2 separate regions of the Homo sapiens genome follow, and region 1 is linked to region 2. A link is a loop called in an ENCODE intact Hi-C map of the cell type or tissue named here. Cell type or tissue: ascending aorta. All regions are shown on one strand. Links, peaks and the distances in the headings refer to the core of each region. The heading gives the core; the rest is flanking DNA.

Region 1 (8,617 bases), core at 250-8,249, 55 kb before region 2:
ATTCAAAAATCAATAAAATAGAAAAAGCAAAGAAAAAGTACCAAATAAGATGGACTGAAGATGGAGACTCTCTGGGCTATGTAACGTTTATAATCCCTTCTGGCTTGAACCTCATTTTACTGCATTTCTCCAGATTTTTCCTTTATGGTCTACCAGACTCTAACAATGCTAAATAACATCATCTTCCCCCAACTTTGAAAGCCTTCAAAAGAAATGTTTATGGGATAGAGGGGGATCAAAACTAAATTGGGCACAGCAGAATCCTGCCCACTGGGTAACTCCTCTCCATGAAAATGAATCCCTCTTCACTTCCTCCTTGTATCTCATAATTACCAGGGGAGATATCTCCAGGACACAGGAAAATATGTATGACTCATAGTAGTACTAGAAAAGAACTAAAAACACTTACATTGTTTCCTCACTTATCCCTCTCTTATTCCAACAGGGAAAAGATTTCCCTAGGTTTATTTGTTTGTTTTTAAACTCAGACGCTAGCCTTACCTCTTTGACAGAGTTCTAACTGGTCCTTATAAAACCCACACAAGGGGCCGGGCATGGTGGCTCATGGCTGTAATCCCATCACTTTGGGAGACCGAGGCGGGCGGATCACTTGAGGTCACTTGAGGTTCGAGACCAACTTGACCAGCATGGTGAAACCCCGTTTCTACTAAAAATACAAAAATTAGCCAAGTGTGGTGGTGCACACTGTAATCCCAGCCACTCAGGAGGCTGAGGCAGGAGAATCGCTTGAATCTGGGAGGCGGAGGTTGCGGTGAGTCACGATCCTGCCACAGCACTCCAGCCTGCGTGACAGAGCGAGACTCTGTCTCAAAAAACTGAAAACAAAAAACCCCCACACAAACAAAATCCCAGCCACTAGAAAAAGTAGCTTCCTTCTTCATTACCCTATCACTTGGACAATTATCTCCTCTAAAAATTCATTTCCTAGGCACGGAAGATTAGGCAAAATGTGCTTATTGGGCAGCTAGGACCTCAGAATCCATGATAATATGATAATTAGCATCTGTATACCACTTGGTTTACATAGCACTGGGGCTCTTGTGGTGTGAACGTCTCCTCCCAGCAACCCCACCGTGAGGACTTTGTTCTTGGAGCCTCACGCTGAGTCTGGCACACAGAAGACACAAGACATTGTTAATTCAGTGTTTGTTGTATGAGGAAGGTAGACAGACTGGAAACAGACTTCCCTAAGGTCTTATAGCTAGCAATGGCAGAAAAGTCTATTGAATCCTAAAGCCGAGCTGAGGGCCTTTCTATTCTCCTAGGTCTGCGTTGGGAGAATGAGCAAGATGCCTTGGCCCTCACTCCTTCGGTGGGTCCCAGCACGTGCCAGGGGCAGCATGTGCGGTCACCTGTATGACCCCTTTGCTCTAGTCCCAATTCCCTACTACAGATAAAACATCATTCACCCCTCCGCAGGCTTTCTGTTCTGAATCACGATTACCAGCATGTCTCATAGCTCAGATCCTAACCAGCACTTACTAGGCAGAATTCAGCACTTAAGTGACCCATTAAGGACTTTTGGCAGAGGAATGGGAAAGATAAAAATAGGAAAAAAATCAGAAAACAGAAAAGGATAATTTGGTAGCCCAATGTGACCAGGAACTTGGAGCTGCCCAGTTGAGTGGCTGGAAGCTGGAATGAAGAACTTGTCTGCAACATGGCCAGTGAGAAATAACACCAGGACCCATCAGGGTCCATCTGGGTTAGGCTCAACACTGATTTCCTTGCTTTGCTGTCTTTAAAATCAATTTTTTAGTACCTGTAGGGATCAGCCAACTGTATGTCTCACCGTCTATACGATAATGGCAAATAATAATTTTTTGTTGTTGGCATTTGAGAGCATTATTTAAGTACCCCCATTACTGAGGCATCTCAGCCAACTTCCCTGCTGAGGGTACTTCCCTTCCACTTGTCTTAAAACTGGCACAACTTCCTAACATGAACCAGTTTGACTCAAGTAAGGCCTGCTCTTGATCTGAGGGGTGGAGATCGTGGCGATCTCTATAGTTATTTGAGGAGAAACTTCTCTGTAACCGTAGACGATCTAGTGTTTTTCCTCCAATGTTTTCTACAGAGAAAACTGCCTTCTGAGGGAGATGCCCTCCCAGACCACCCACTGCAGGGACCTCACTTTCATCACTGACTTCCTATGGCTTGGGAGTGTTTATAAAGTTATACACTTAAGTGATAAGTGTGGCTTGGGTATTGAAAAGTTAGCTCAAAGAAAACAAAATTTCGTTCCTTTTTTTTCTGTCACTTAGGCTGGAGAGCAGTGGTGCAGTCTTAGCTCACTGCAGCCTCTACCTCAGGGTCTCAAGTGATCCTCCCACCTCAGCCTCCAGAGTAGCTGGGACTACAGGCACGCACCACCACCCCCAGCTAATTTTTGTATTATTATTATTATTATTATTATTATTATTATTGAGATAGAATCTCTCTCTGTCACCCAGGCTGGAGTGCAGTGGCGCAGTCTGGGCTCACTGCAACCTCTGCCTCCCGGGTTCAAGCGATTCTCCTGCCTCAGCCTCCTGAGTAGCTGGAATTACAGGTGCCAGCCACCACGCCCAGCTAATTTTTGTATATTTAGTAGAGACAGGGTTTCACCATGTTGGTCAGGCTGGTCTCGAACTCTTGACCTCAGGTGATCCACCTGCCTCAGCCTCCCAAAGTGCTGGGATTACAGGCGTGAGCCACCACGCTTGGCCATAATTTTTGTATTTTTTGTAGGGACGAGTTCCCACTATGTTGCCCAGGCTGGTCTCCAACTCCTGGGCTCAGGCAGTCCTCCCACCTCAGCTGTCCAAAGTGCTGGGATTACAGGCGTGAGCCATCACACCAGGCATTGTTCCAGGTGTGGTGGCTCATATTTGTAATCCTTTCTTTTTTTTTTTTCTTTTTGATAGGACAATTAGGACTCTGATCACCTTTGCCTGGCTAGTCAACTCAGCTAATCTAGTCTAAAATATTTCTTCCTTTGGGAAACCTTTTGAGGCCTCTCCCAGACAGAATGAGTCCCTTGACTTTCTGTTCTTAGAGCCAGTGCCTCCATTCTTGCTGCTGGGGTAACACTGATCCCATTTCATGAGAGTTTGTGGCTCTCCTAGACTGTGGACTTCTTGAGGGCAAAGGCTGATTAATCCTCACATTTATAACCCTCAGAGGTCTCTCCTGGATCCTGACTCCAATCAGCTCTGAATCAGTGCTGGCTAAATGAATTGAAAATCATGTGAACACGTTTCTGTTCCAAAAAGCAAAGCTCTCATTTTCTCAGATTGGGCAGGCTCCTTCCTGTGCCTGTGTCATCCTGACAGCCGTATTTATCTTTTTTTTTTTGAGATGGAGTCTCACTCTGTCGCCCAGGCTAGAGTGCAGTGTGGTGATCTCAGCTCACTGCACCCTCGGCCTCCTGGGTTCAAGTGATTCTCCTGCCTCAGCCTCCCAAGTAGCTGGGATTACAGGAGCATGCCACCACGCCTGGCTAATTTTTTTGTATTTTTAGTAGAAATGGAGTTTCACCATGTTGGCCAGGCTGGTCTCAAACTCCTGACCTCAAGTGATCTGCCCGCCTTGGCCTCCCAAAGTCCTGGGATTACAGGCGTGAGCCACTGCGCCCGGCCCTGACAGCAGTATTTATTAGGCTGTCCATCCCAGGTTAGGACTTGCACCTGACTGATATCTGGAATGACTTTTGATTAGGATGGGCATGTTTCCTCGCTGACTCTGGCCAGGCTCATGACGAAGCAGCCTCCACCCTTGCTGTCTGGGATGAGACATTGGCCTCTGTTGTTACCAGCCTCTTCCTGTAGCAACTGCCTCACAGAGAGAGAAGCTGTCTATAGCATCATTTCCACGTGGGACCTTGCCAACTTGTCCTTTTCTACAAGGACATCAGAACAACGAATTTCAGGAAATGAGAAAAGCAAGCAGAGATTTGAAAACAATTTAAATCTGTTTATTTTTGAATAAGTAACACATTCACACGGTTCACAATTCAAAAGGTACAAAATTATACAGAGTAAAATTCCCCTCCCAGTTCTGTTCTTCAGCTGTCCAGGGGCCCTCCTTGGAGGAAACGGCATCTAAATGTGACTGTAGATTTGAATGTCTCTATTGTCCTCACTCTTTACCTTTTCTGGATGTTTCTCATCTCCTCCATAGCAACATTCATTTCATCCTGCCCCCATTCCAATCCCTGATACCTAGTTGCATGCTCTGGATAGGCACCTGGCAAATGTTGGGGATCAGCTGACAGCTTGTCTGTAATCCAAGAATATTTGTGGAGTCCGGGCTTATAGTATTTTTGTTTGATAGTGAATTAGATGCATTTTCATTCACTTATGTTCCTGTTCTTCCAAGAGAAGCCAAGAAGCGTTGATTGTCCCATCAGCCTTCCTTGTACTGTCTTCTTTTCATAAGCCATCACTTCCATTTGTATTGTTGCCAGTTGTGCATGGTTTAGGGCTCACTCACACATTTTTCAGGGGATGATTGTGCAAGAAATGTTGATGTTTTCCAGTACTTTTTTGGTCTCCTCAATGGTTTCTTCTTTTGGCTTGTGCAAGAAAAAAATCTTTACCCCTGTCCTCACTCCCATCAACACACATCCATACATGCTTTGGGGCCTCTCTCTGCCCTTCTCTTCTGGAATCCACTGACAATGAGCAAAGAACTGAAAGGCAGAATCCTGTCTTCTCTAGACAGGCACTTTTCAGCTTTTACTTATCATTGTTTTGAGGTGTCAAGAGTTTTGGAGATTTTTTTCCCCTCCTCTTTCTCTCTCAAGTCAGGCCCCTCCAGAAGCCTGCCTCTCCCCTTGGCAGGTGTGGAGAATTCACCTGCTTTTTCGGTCACTTCCTGTGCACTCTACTGCCTTCCCTGGCTGCTCAGAAAACATGGGCCTTGGAGCAACTTCCCTCGACTTCCTCTCTCCTCTAGATTCCTAGCCAGCAGCCGGTCAAGAGGCAGCCCCACAGTCCTCTGGGCGGCAGTGGCCGGTGATTAAGTAGCCAGGTCTTTAGCTGATTCCATCCTTGTTTGTCATAACTCTGCTGCAAGTTATTTTGGTCTCTGTGACTTGTGGCGGCACCATGATTAGGGTTTGATTACTATCACCAAAGCGACTAAAAGATGAAAATAGAAGCCACAACAGGAAATAAACAACTGCAAATGAGCTATTTTATTCCATATTCCCTGCCAGCAAATGATTAGAATCAAACTCATTCACAATAGTTTGGTGAACTCTTAAACTTTTTTCTTAAGGGTCAGAATAGTCTGAAACTGCGTGTTTGTTGGCCTCCTTTGTGCCTGTGGAAGGGAAAGAAAGAAACTACCTTTCTAGGCACACCAGCCTGCTGGGAATTCCTCTACTGCCAGGCTTCTGGCTTCTTTCTTGGAGAGGAGAGGGATAAGAATGTGATGGGGTGGGGCTATCAGGAAAGCTGGGATGTTAACTGATTCAGGGGATGCCAGGGAGCTATAAAGCAGCACCAATCATTGTAGCTACTTGCTCAGCACCGCACCCAGCTTCTACCTAGGGTAGCAAAATGGAAGAGGAAAGCCGTGTAGAGAGGGGTGACACCTGAATTAATACACCTACAATTACACTATACGGGAACATATCTCTGCAAGTACATGCATGTTCCACCCAGACAAACCGTGACGTCAGACTCCACTCTTGAAACACCCATGAAACCTACCTGCCCTGTGTGTGCTCCGGCCTCTCATTACAGAGCCTTAGCACTACTGGCCAGATCTCCAAAAGATTCTTCAGATTCTCCATTTAGCCAAGAAACTGAATTAGAATTATGACCTCTACTTTCTCTGCTTATTTAAGTCCTTTCTGTTGCTATGAAGCCTGGTCTGACCACTCTCAATAAGTGAAGATCTTTTAGGGAGATCCAGAACAGAGAGGGAATGGGACCCTAGAGAGCGGAAACTTGCCCAGAAAATCTTATAAACTCTGCCAAGTGCTCGCCTAACGTGGGGATTGCTGTTGGCCCTAGTTGCTTAACCAGTGAGCGGCAACGCCCCAGCCTGGAATCAGGTTTTCTGACCTCTAGTCTGGTACTCTTTCTAAGCCTTTCTAAGGTGAAAATATGATACATTTCCCAGACACCTTAAAAATCCCATTTCTGGGCCGGGCGCTGTGGCTCATGCCTGTTATCCCACACTTTGGGAGGCTGAGGCGGGTGGATCGCCTGAGCTCAGGAGTTCGAGACTAGCCTGGGCAACACGGTGAAACCTTGTCTCTGCTAAAATACAAAAAAATTAGCGAGGTGTGGAGTGCACGTGTAGTTCCAGCTACTAGGGAGGCTGAGGCAGGAGAATTGCTTGAACCCAGGAGGCGGAGGTTGCAGTGAGCTGAGATCATGCCACTGCCCTCTAGGCTGGGTGACAAAGCAAGGCTCCATCTCAAAAAAAAAAAAAAAAAAAAAAATCCCACTTCTGTCTCTTTCGTCTTCCCTTGCCTATCATGATAGGCCTCCCAAAGTGCTGGGATTACACTCCTTCTCCATTCTCTCCTGTGCTTTCTCAGCTGCTGTCTTCACAGGTTGCTTCTTAGAATGTTTTTTTAATACACACACAAGGTTTCAATGCCCTTTTATACAAGCCATATTTTAATTTACAACAAAATTATGATGTTATACAACTGCAGCTTATGTGGCCTTACACAGTAAATGTTCAGAATGGCAGCTTCTGTCCGTCCAGTAGGGTTCTGCACTGCTTGGCATCCTACTATCTTCCAAGTCAATAAGTGTTAGGATCTCCTTGCCTGGAAATGATCATGTAAGCAATGTTGCTGATTTCCTCTTGAATTTATATTACCAAAGGTACTTTTGGTGGGGTGGAGGAAGGGTCCAAATGCCCCTTAAGCCCTAAGTGTTGATTTCTAAATATTTATTAAGCATCTACTATTGTACTAATATGTTAGAAATCTTTTTAATTGCTAGAGGGGGAGAGGACTTGAGCTCTAAAGGCGGCTAAGATTCATTCCTGCCTTTTCCTTTTAAGAACATATAATTTAGCCGGCAAGATGTACATTTCATCTTTACTTTTCTTTTTTTCTTTTCTTTTTTTGAGACAGAGTCTCACTCTGTTGCCCAGGATGGAGTGCAGTGGCGCGATCTCAGCTCACTGCAACCTCCGTCTCCCGGGTTCAAGCAATTCTCCTGTCTCAGCTGGGATTACTGGCGCGCGCCACCCGCCTGGCTAATTTTTGTATTTTTAGTAGAGACGGGTTTCACCATGTTGGCCAGGCTGGTCTCAAACTCTTGACCTCAGGTGATCCACCTGCCTCAGCCTCCCAAAGTGCTGGGATTACAAGCGTGAGCCATCGCACCTGGGCACATTTCACCTTTTCTAAAGATTATTTTAAGGCCAGGTGCAGTGGCTCACGCCTGTACTCCCAGTACTTTGAGAGGCTGAGGCAGGTAGATCACTTGAGGTCAGGAGTTCCACATCAGCCTGGCCAACATGGTTAAACCGCGTCACTACCAAAAAATACAAAAATTAGCCAGATGTGGTGGCGCGCGCCTGTAGTCCCAGCTACTCCGGAGGCTGAGGTGGGAGAATCGTTTGATCTGGGGAGGCAGAGGCTGCAGTGAGCCGAAATCGAGCCACTGGACTCTAGCCCGGGTGAAGAGTGAGACTCTAAAAAAAAAAAAAAAAAGAAAGAAAGAAAGAAAAAAAGATTCTTTAAAGCCCCCAACGAGTTTCACTGCTGGCCTGATCTCACAATTCTCAATGGCTTTTTAAAAAAATCGTATTTCACTGAATATGAAGTGAGGTTAGATCACCATGCCAACTAGTGGCCTCATCAATACTGATGTGTGTGTATTTAAATCATTACGTTTCTCGGAGCCATCAGCTTTCACGCTGTAAATGCGTTTATGCCCTAGCAATGCCATGCCCGTTTCTATGCAGTAACCCGCCAGCTTGGGTATATGTTTCTTCGGGACCTGGGGTCAAGGAATAAACTCTCTGACTCTAAGCACCTTGAAAGCTACGAGGCCCAGAAACAGGGCCTGCATGCAAATGAATGCCCTAGGCAGGTCTGCTCGCTGGGTAACCTTCCCGCGCCGGGAGGCAGGGTGGCGGGTGGCGGAGGTCTTCCGGGCCCGGGAGGAAACCTGCCCGCGGCGCGCAGGCGAGCCCCCACCCCCGCTCCCCTTCTCCCGCCGGGATGCTGCCCCTCACAGCTCGTCAGCCGGCCAAATGCATTCCAGAGCTGTGCACAAGACACACTTCTCCAGGCAGTCCTAGAAACCGGAGCCCGGAGCTGAGAGGGCGGGAGGGAGCGCGCGGCCGCCGCTGAGGTCATATTCACGCCGCCTCCCCGCCCTCGGCGGCTGTTCCCCTCAGCGCACACTTCCCAGGGCCTCGGTCCAGTCCGGTATAAATGTCTTTTAAACCGAGACAGCGCTCTCCTCCCCTTGCCCTCGGGCGCGGCCAAGGGATCCACCGCCAGGGCCTTTAAAACAAAACCAATGAATGAAGCGCTAGGGCGAGCGCGCGCGAGATGGCCACCGCGAAACCCAGCCGGGTCGAAATCGGGCCACCGACCCGCTCGCTCAGCTCCAAAACTCGCGGCGAA
Region 2 (8,617 bases), core at 196-8,195:
TTAAGTGGAAAATTCCAGAAAGAAGCAATTTATATATAAGTTTTAAATTGTGTGCCATTCTGAGTAGCGGATAAAAATCTCGTGTTGTTCTGCTCTGTCTTATCCGGGACGTGAATCATCTCTTTGTCCAGTGTGTCCATGCTGTAGGCACTTCCCACCCATTGGTCACTTAGTAGTGTCTGTTAGCAGAGCAACTGTCATCGTATTGCAGAGCTTGTGTTCAAGTAACCCTTATTTTACTTAATGATGGCCTCGAAGCCCAAGAGTAGTGATGCTGACACGTTGTCTTAGGTATTCTATTTTATTATTGTTGTTAATCTTTTACTACATCTAATTTATAAATTCAACTTCGTCATAGGTATATATGCACAGGAAAAAATATGTAGGGTTCTGTACTATCTGTAGTTTCAGGCTTCCTGGGCGTCTTGGAACATATCCCTCAAGGGTAGTGGGGTACTACTGTATATCACCATATTCCAAAATAATATTCTTATTCTTATGTTTCTTGATACATCAATTTTAGATATCATCTAATAACCTCCTAGCTGGGGATTAGCTCTCTTGCAGCATCACATTGCTTCCCTTTCCAGTGGCCAACACTTACATTATTATGACTATGCCCGTATTGTACACCCTGAGTCATATAGTATACTATGATTGCATCTATTATTTTTACACAATGTGTTGGTATTTCTGAAGTTGAGTTGTCTAGGTTCTTTTCATTTGCTTCAAGTCCATTGTATTTTTTGCCATTGGTTTCCACACTCTTCAATTACTTCTCAATATAGTTTTTCTCAATGTTAAACCTACCAGATAGTTTGTCAGTTCAATTTTTTCCCCTTCTGGAGTCTCCAGCCCTCTGCCCTAGTCTGGACAGGTTGCCTCATAGGCCTGATGCACAGCAGTCACCCTGAAGCATCCCTCCACCTTCTATTGGGTGGGATCCCTCGTTACCGGCATCCCATGACTTTACCTTTCTTGGTTTAGTCCCTCATTTTGGTGCCAATTGTCTTTAAGTAGCCTGCCTGCCTGCCTGCCTGCATTCCTTCCTTCCTTCCTTCGTTCCTTCCTTCCTTCCTTCCTTCCTTCCTTCCTTCCTTCCTTCCTTCCTTCCTTCGTTCCTTCCCTTCCTCCCTTCCTTCCTTCCTTCCTTCCCTTCCTCCCTCTCTCCTTCCCTCCTTCCTTGCTGCCTTCTTTCCTTCCCTCCTTCCTTCCTTCTTTCCATCTCCCTTTCTCCTCCTTCTCTTTCTTCTTCTTCTAAGCATAACCAAGGGCTTCACAGCAAGAGACAAGGGAAGAAGGACCCACTGGCAGCTTCAGCCTCTGGTCTGTTGTCTCAGCAATTCCACTCTGGCCCTGGACTTGCACTTAGCAAAACTAAAGCCCTGCAAATGACTACACCCACCCTGTTCACAAGGTGAGGGTTTTTTAGGGGCCACCAGGTGTTACCAGAGCTTGCCTGTTAGGGATTCACTCCCTGCCCATTCATGCCTCAAACTATATGGAGAACCCCCTGCAGGGGAATACTCTATCCTGTTGCTTTCTTGATTACTTTTGGTTCCACTGTGTAAAGGGACCCTGAGGACTGAATCCAGCACCTCAAAAGCCACCTGCCTAAAAAGGCAGTCGCATTCTTTCCATTCCCCTCTGCTCTTCCCCATGTGTTTTTCCTCTCTCCCTGGACTGGAAATTTTTGGATGTCAAGTTGTTTTTGTTTTGCTGGCACTGCCTCAGCTTAGGCACTCCTGGCTTCTGGCTTGAACAATTCAGGGGCCTCCTGGGCACTGTCTCGATTCGCATGCTGCCCCCTGCTAATCCATACTTCTAGTTAGGGCAGAGAGTATGTTGTAACATCCAACATTGAGTTATTTTGTTTGTAAAAAACCACATCTCCACATCTCCACACAGGCCCCTTGGCCTGAAATGCATTTCCCTGCTCTCTAGCTGATGAAACCCATCTCTTCTTTCAATGTCCAGCTCAAACATCTACTCCTTCAAGAAGGCTTCCAGTCTCTTCTGTCGGAATGAATCACATCCTGCAGCACTTTATATGACATTTTCTTCTAATCCCTGTCCTTGTCTGCCATGGGAAAGCAGAGAGAGGAGTCAAGTAACCCAGGACAGATCCTGTGGCCAACTAGCAGAGCCACAGGCCACCTCAGCTGGCCCATCTGCGTACTTGTCAGGGAGGAGAGCTTGACTTTGTTCAATACCTATTAAGTGCCATGTCCTAGGCTAAGAATTTCACTGACATAGTGCAATTACATGCTGAACCCCAAAGCTCTTTCAGCAACAAACTTCTCTGCATATGTCCACTTTGAGAGTCTGGGCAGATAATGAGATAGACAAAGAATTGGAGGTGGGGGAATGAAACAGAGAGGACATTTGTTTTTGTAGATTAGCCTACTGTCATCTGGCTCTCTATCTGGTTTAGGGGAATTCTTACTTGAGTCTTTTTTTGTTTTGTTTTTGTTTGTTTTTTATTTTTATTTTTTAAATCTGAGACTGCGTCTCACTCTGTCACCCAGGCTGGAGTGCGGTGGTGCAATCTCGGGCTCACTGCAACCTCTGCCTCCTGGCTTCAAGCCATTCTCCTGCCTCTGCCTCCTGAGTAACTGGGATTTCAGGCATGCGCCACCATGCCCAGCTAATTTTTGTAGTTTTAGTAGAGACAGGGTTTCACCATGTTGATCTGGCTGGTCTCGAACTCTGGACCTCAGGTGGTCCACTGCCTCGGCTTCCCACAGTGCTGGGATTACAGGCATGAGCCACTATGCCCGGCCCTTACTTGAGTCTTATTGAGAGGATAATGAGCAAGATACTTGCTTTCCCAGCTTCCCTAGTGACCAAGTACAGTCATGTGACCTGGGATTGGCCAATCAGATGCCCTCATCCTGGTCCTGGGATCAGGGTCTGGGAATAGAGAAGCAGGGATGTAGGAGAATCATTCCGGAGGTGGACAGTGGTCACATCCTGTTTCTAGGGGGCAGCAGGGACGGCTAGGCCAACAGCAGCGTCCAGCGTTTGGTGTCTAGTGCTGATGTCAGTGGAAAGAGAGGAGCCTTCTGGGGCTCTGTGGCAGGGCCAGTGCGGGTCTCAGGAGGCCAGCACTGTGGTGTGGTTTGGCAGCCACCCCTGCTGTGGAGAAGTTCTCTGGCATGTTGTTGATTCTGTGACCTACCCAGGATCCCCTCATGACTTTTCTTTTGTGCTTAACTCAGCCAGAATAATGTTCTGTATTTTGCAACTAGGAAGACTGACCATGGATAGAGGCCTGGAGAGGCATAGGGACATGGTTGGCTGCAAAATCTCCCAGAGGGCTGGGAATCTCTGTGCCTCCAAAAGGTGTTGATGACCATGGTGTCTTCTCCACCCAGGTGGTCACTTAGGTCCTAAGCAGAAAGATACCACTCACCAAGGGCAGAGTCGCAAAGTTACAGAAGCCCCGGAAATGCTCCAGGAGGATGCAACTGAAAAATAGAACCATCCTAGGCAGTGGCCCTTCATCATGACAGCCACGCAAGCTGAAGGAGAAGGCCACTGTTCAGAGCAGCAGGGCCTAGAGTCCCATGGGCAGGAGGCATGGGCTCTTACCTTGCTGCAATTAACTCGCTGGGCAGCGTGGGCAAGTCCATCCTTTTCTCTGGGCTGCAGCGTCCTCATCAGGAGCCCTGGAATGTGGGCAGATAAATAGGGAGGCCTTGTCCGGCGCCACAGCTTCCAGGACCAGCACTGAGAGCTTCTGAGCTGCCCATGCCCCATGCCCTGAACTCGCGTGCTCTCCCTGACAGCAAGTCCTTGCCTTTCAGAGACTGGGTGCTCAGAAAGTGTGGGTTAATGGACCAGGGACTGGCTGGCTCTGTTAGGTGTGTGGGGTAGATGGCTGGGGTCCTGACAAGCTCCTTCTCCTTGGGTCCTGGGCCATGCCTAATGATCTTTTTCTGGGAGCTCAAGATCTGCCTTTCCTCGGTCTCTACAGAGGAAGAAGGGGAGAAAAGGGGATGGAGAAAGGGGAAGGAGGGCGGCTGGCCTGGCAGTGGCCCCAACGCAGCCTCGGCAGGCACTTTCTGGGAAGCCGCCCCCGGAACCTAGCCCCATGAAGGCCTAGAAGGCCCCGTCTCGTCTCCAGCCCGTTTCCCTTGAACCGGAGCCAGGCGGTCCTCACGCATTACTCACTGGCGGGGCGGCCCTGGCCCGGGGCCAAGGCAAACAGGCCTCCAGCCTGCCTGGGGGCTGGTCGGGCCGGGCTGAGGAGGGGAGGGAGGCACCCGCACAGCCTCCTGCCTGCCTGCGTCCTCCTGCCAGCTCAGCCCAGCCCCAGCCTGGTTGAGGGTCGGGCTTGGTCCCAGCCTCCCCCAGGGTTGGCCTGGCAGTTCCTCTGAAGCTGGCATGGCTGAGATCTTCCTCCTGCCTGTGCCCCTAGCAAGGGCTTCACCCGGGTCCTCCTTCTCCATCAAGGGAGAGATTGTGACTCCTGCCTTGTAGCCAATGCAGTGGCTTCACCCCCTGCCTGTCACTAACCAGCCCCTAGGACAGCAGAGGAGGAGGAAGCCCGGCCCTTCCCAGGCTCCAGGTCTGCATCTCAGGAGCATCTATTCAGGATGACCGATGTGATGATATGGGTTGTCCATCAATATTGTGAATTAGGAGTGCAGAAGAGAAGCAGACCACATGAGCTAGGAAGGCTTCCTGGAGGAGTGGGGCCTGGCAAGGCCTTGAAGGATGATTTAGACAGCCTTGGTGGAGGAAGACAGGAGGGTCTGTACAGTGGGTGTGTTTCTCAGGATGTGATGGGTCTGAAGATGGGGACCTGGGTAGAGGCTGAGGTAGGAAGGGGAAGATAGCTAGGTGAGGAGGATGACACCAGGTACTGTGCCTGGGCAAGCCCAATCAGCCTTTTCCCAGAAGCTCCCTTTCCACTTATGCACCTACCCATTCAACCCACCCATCTGTTCATCTGTCCATCCACATACACATCCACCTATCCATCCATCTACCCATCCCCACATCATCCATCCATCCATCCATCCATCCATCCATCCATCCATCTATCCACTCATCCATCCATCCATTCATCCATCCATCCACTCATCCAATTATCTACCTATCCACACAGCCATCTGCCCATCCATTCATCCATTTACCTATCCATACACTCATCTACCCTTCCATCCTAGCTACAAATATCTGTTGAGCATCCACTTATGAGCCAAGCCCTGTACTAGAATATTCTCACCGACCTTTGTGCATGCAGGCCTGGCTCACAGTAGGCTCAATAAATATTTGTTTAAATATATGGAGAAGTGATGATCAGAGGTGACCTGTCACTATCGTCAGTGAACTTATCATCTTGCAGAACAAAACATGTAAAATTATCAATTGTGATAAGTGCTATGAAGGGAAAGACCAGGGTGCTAAGAGAAGCAAGGAGGAGGTAAAAACTAAGGGCTCTTAGGCTGCTGTGTGATCCTGGACAAGTAACTTGACCTTGTTCTTCCTCACTTTCTGCATCTATATAATGGGAATAATGATAGTACCTTATAGGGACGTCCATTAAGTTTTTTGCAATTATCAAAATCAGAAAGCTTTAATATTAACACAACTTTCTAGTCCACCATGCACATTTAGTTTCAGTTGTCCCAATAATGTCTTTTTCTTACTAGCTTTATTGAGATATAGTTCACATACCATACAATTTGCTCACTTAAAGTATACAATTCAAGGGTTTTTTAGTACAATCATAGGTATGGGCAACCATTACCACTCACCACTGTCAACTTTAGAATATTTTCACCACTCCAAAAAGAAATCCTGCATGCTTTAGCTACCACCCACTTTCTTCTCTCCACCCTCTCCCCTGCACCAGCCCTAGAAAGCCACTAATATGCTTCTCATCTCTATAGATTGCCCTGTTCTGGATATTTTATATACATGAAATCCTACAATATGTGGTATTTTGTTACTGGCTGAAAATAATGTTCTCAAGGTTCACTTGTGTTATAGAATGTATAAATACTTCATTCCTTTTTTTTTTTGACTTTAAAAAAAGTTTTAAGATTTTTAGAACAATTTTAGGTTTGTAGCAAAATTGAGTGGAAAGTACAAAGGGTTTGCATATACCACTTCCTCTCCCTCTCAGCCTTTCCAGCCACCAACAATCCCATATCAATGTGGTACACTTATTACAATCAATGAACCAACACAGACCCATAATTATCAATCCAAGTTCATAGTTTACATTAGGGTTCACTCATTTTGGTTGAGTAAATATTCCATTGCATATGGATGTACAACATTGTGTTTACCTATTCATCAGTTGATAGGCATTTGGGTTGTCTCCATCTTTTGTCTATTATGAATAATGCTGATATAAACGTTTGTGTACAAGTTTCTATATGACCATGTGTTTTCATTTCTCTTGGGCATATAACTAGGAGTGGAATTGCTGGGTCATAGGGTAACTCTATGTTTAATCTTTTGAAGAACTGCCGGACTATTTTCCAATGTGGCTGCACCATTTTACATCCCCACCAGCAGTGTATAAAAGTTCTGATTTCTCCACATCCTTGTCAACACTTGCTATTATCTGACTTTTTGAGTTTAGCCATCCGAGTGGATGTAAAGTGGTTATCTCATTCATTGTAGCTTTGATTTGCATTTTACTGATGACTAATGGTGTTAAGTTTCTCTTCACGTGCATGTGCCTATTGGCCATTTGTATATCTTCCTTGTGGAAATGTCTATTCATAGCCTTTGCCCATTTAAAAATTGATCTATTTGTCTTTTAATTATTGAGTTGTAAGTGGTCTTTTTTTTTTTTGAGATTTGCTCTGTCACCAGGTTGGAGGGCAGTGGTGCGATCTCGGCTCATTGCAACCTCCGCCCATTGCAACCTCCGCCCCGCCAGGTTCAAGCGATTCTCCTGCCTCAGCCTCCCGAGTAGCTGGGACTACAGGTGCGTGCCACCACGCCCAGCTAATTTTTGTATTTTTAGTAGAGACAGGGTTTCACCATGTTGGCCAGGCTGGTCTCGATCTCTTGGCCTTGTGATCCACCCGCCTAGGCTTCCCAAAGTGCTGGGATTACAGGAGTGAGCCACCGCACCTGGCCTAAGAGTTCTTATGTATTATGAATACAATTGCAATTTTTTTCTCCCACTCTGTGGGTTATCTTTTCATTTTTTTTGTGTCATTTGAAGCACAAAAGTTTTAAATTTTCATGAAACCTGATGTTCTATTTTTTTCTTGTGTTGCTTATGTTTTTGGCATTATATCTAAGAATCCTTTGTCAAATCCAAGGTCATGAAGGTTTATTCCTATATTTCTTCTAACAGGTTTATAGTTTTTAACTCTTACATTTAAGTATTTGATTGAAGTTAATTTTTATATATAGTACGTGATGGGGATCCAACTTTGTTCTTTTGTATGCAGAAATCCAGTCGTCCCAACACCATCTGTTGAAAAGACTATTCTTTCCCCATTGGATGGTCTTGACACCCTTGTTAAAAATCAGTAGATGCATGGATTTATGTCTGAACTCTCAATTCTATTCCATTGATCTGTATGTCTCTCCTTGTGCTGTTACCACATTGCCTTTACTACTGTTGCTTTCTGGCAAGTTTTGAAATTGGGAAGTGTGAGTCCTCCTACTTTGTTCTTCTTTTTCAGGATTGTTTTGCTTATTTTGGGTCCCTTGCAATTTCATCCAAATTTTAGAATCAGCTCGTCATTTTCTACAAAGAAGTCAGCTGGGATTCTGACAGGGATTGCATTGAATCGGCAGGTGAACTTGGAGAGTACTGACATCTCGGTGATGTAAAGTCTTCCTATCTATGAATAAAGGACTGTTTTTCCAGTTATTTAGACCTTCTTTAATTACTTTCAAGGCTTTTTATTTTTCAGAGTATCAGTTTTACCCTTTTTTGTTGTATTTATTTCTAAGTTATTCATTCTTTTTGATGCTGTTGTAATGGAATTGTTCTCTAATCCCATTTAATTCTCCACAAATGCTTATTGTGCTCAGCACCGTTAGAGGTGCCAGGGATATCGCAATGAGTATGTTGTGAGGATGAATGAGATAATCTCTGCAAAGGGTGATAATGTATTTTGTATTATTGTTCTTCCTGTCTTTCCCCTTTTCATCTTTTTTTTTTTTTTTTTTTTTTTTTTTTTCTGAGATAGAGTCTTGCTCTGTCACCCAGGCTGGACTACAGTGGTGCGATCTCAGCTCACTGCAACCTCTGCCTCCCAGGTTCAAGCAATTCTCTTGCCTCAGCCTCCCGAATAGCTGAGATTACAGGCGCCTGCCACCGTGCCCTGCTAATTTTTGTATTTTTAGTAGAGATGGTGTTTCACAATGTTGGCCAGGCTGGTCTCAAACTCCTGATCTCATGATCTGCCTGCCTCGGCCTCCCAAAGTGCTGGGATTACAGGTGTGAGCCACCGCGCCTGGCCTCCCCTTTTCTTTAAGCAGGTCCTAAGAAAGCATCCTGCAGAGGCAGGAGGGAGCTCTTTTCCTTCAGGAAGAGAAGACTTGCCAGTTGGCGATGGTTCCTGAAGCAGCGGGAGGAGCTGACTGTTTACCAGGGAAGCATACTTGCCTGCTTTGTGTGACTGTG

What was found. Peaks named below come from ENCODE experiments on the same cell type or tissue, not always from the same donor. Only the 100,000 strongest peaks of a DNase experiment are listed, where the experiment ranks them.
Region 1: it touches region 2 in a loop (4-fold over the local background); 16 of 110 quality-filtered maps call a loop at or near these places.

What each region holds. Positions count from the first base shown.
Region 1 is chr18:48,952,460-48,961,076 of GRCh38, reverse strand. No RefSeq gene overlaps it. Among named protein-coding and RNA genes, the nearest start is that of SMAD7, 5.8 kb to the right of the region's middle. RefSeq lists enhancers at 71-864, 865-1,658, 1,659-2,452 and a silencer at 8,029-8,368. In ascending aorta, for the core only: a CTCF peak has its summit at 4,916; DNase peaks (open chromatin) are centred at 4,447, 4,996, 5,396, 6,040 and 2 weaker places; H3K4me3 peaks cover 1,367 bases; H3K27ac peaks cover 5,662 bases.
Region 2 is chr18:48,897,732-48,906,348 of GRCh38, reverse strand. LOC124904355 (a long non-coding RNA gene) reads left to right here. Exons shown (of 3, transcript XR_007066464.1): 3 at 7,668-7,858. Among named protein-coding and RNA genes, the nearest start is that of SMAD7, 49 kb to the left of the region's middle. In ascending aorta, for the core only: no CTCF peak of the experiment used is centred there; DNase peaks (open chromatin) are centred at 3,018, 3,638 and 4,208; H3K27ac peaks cover 3,877 bases.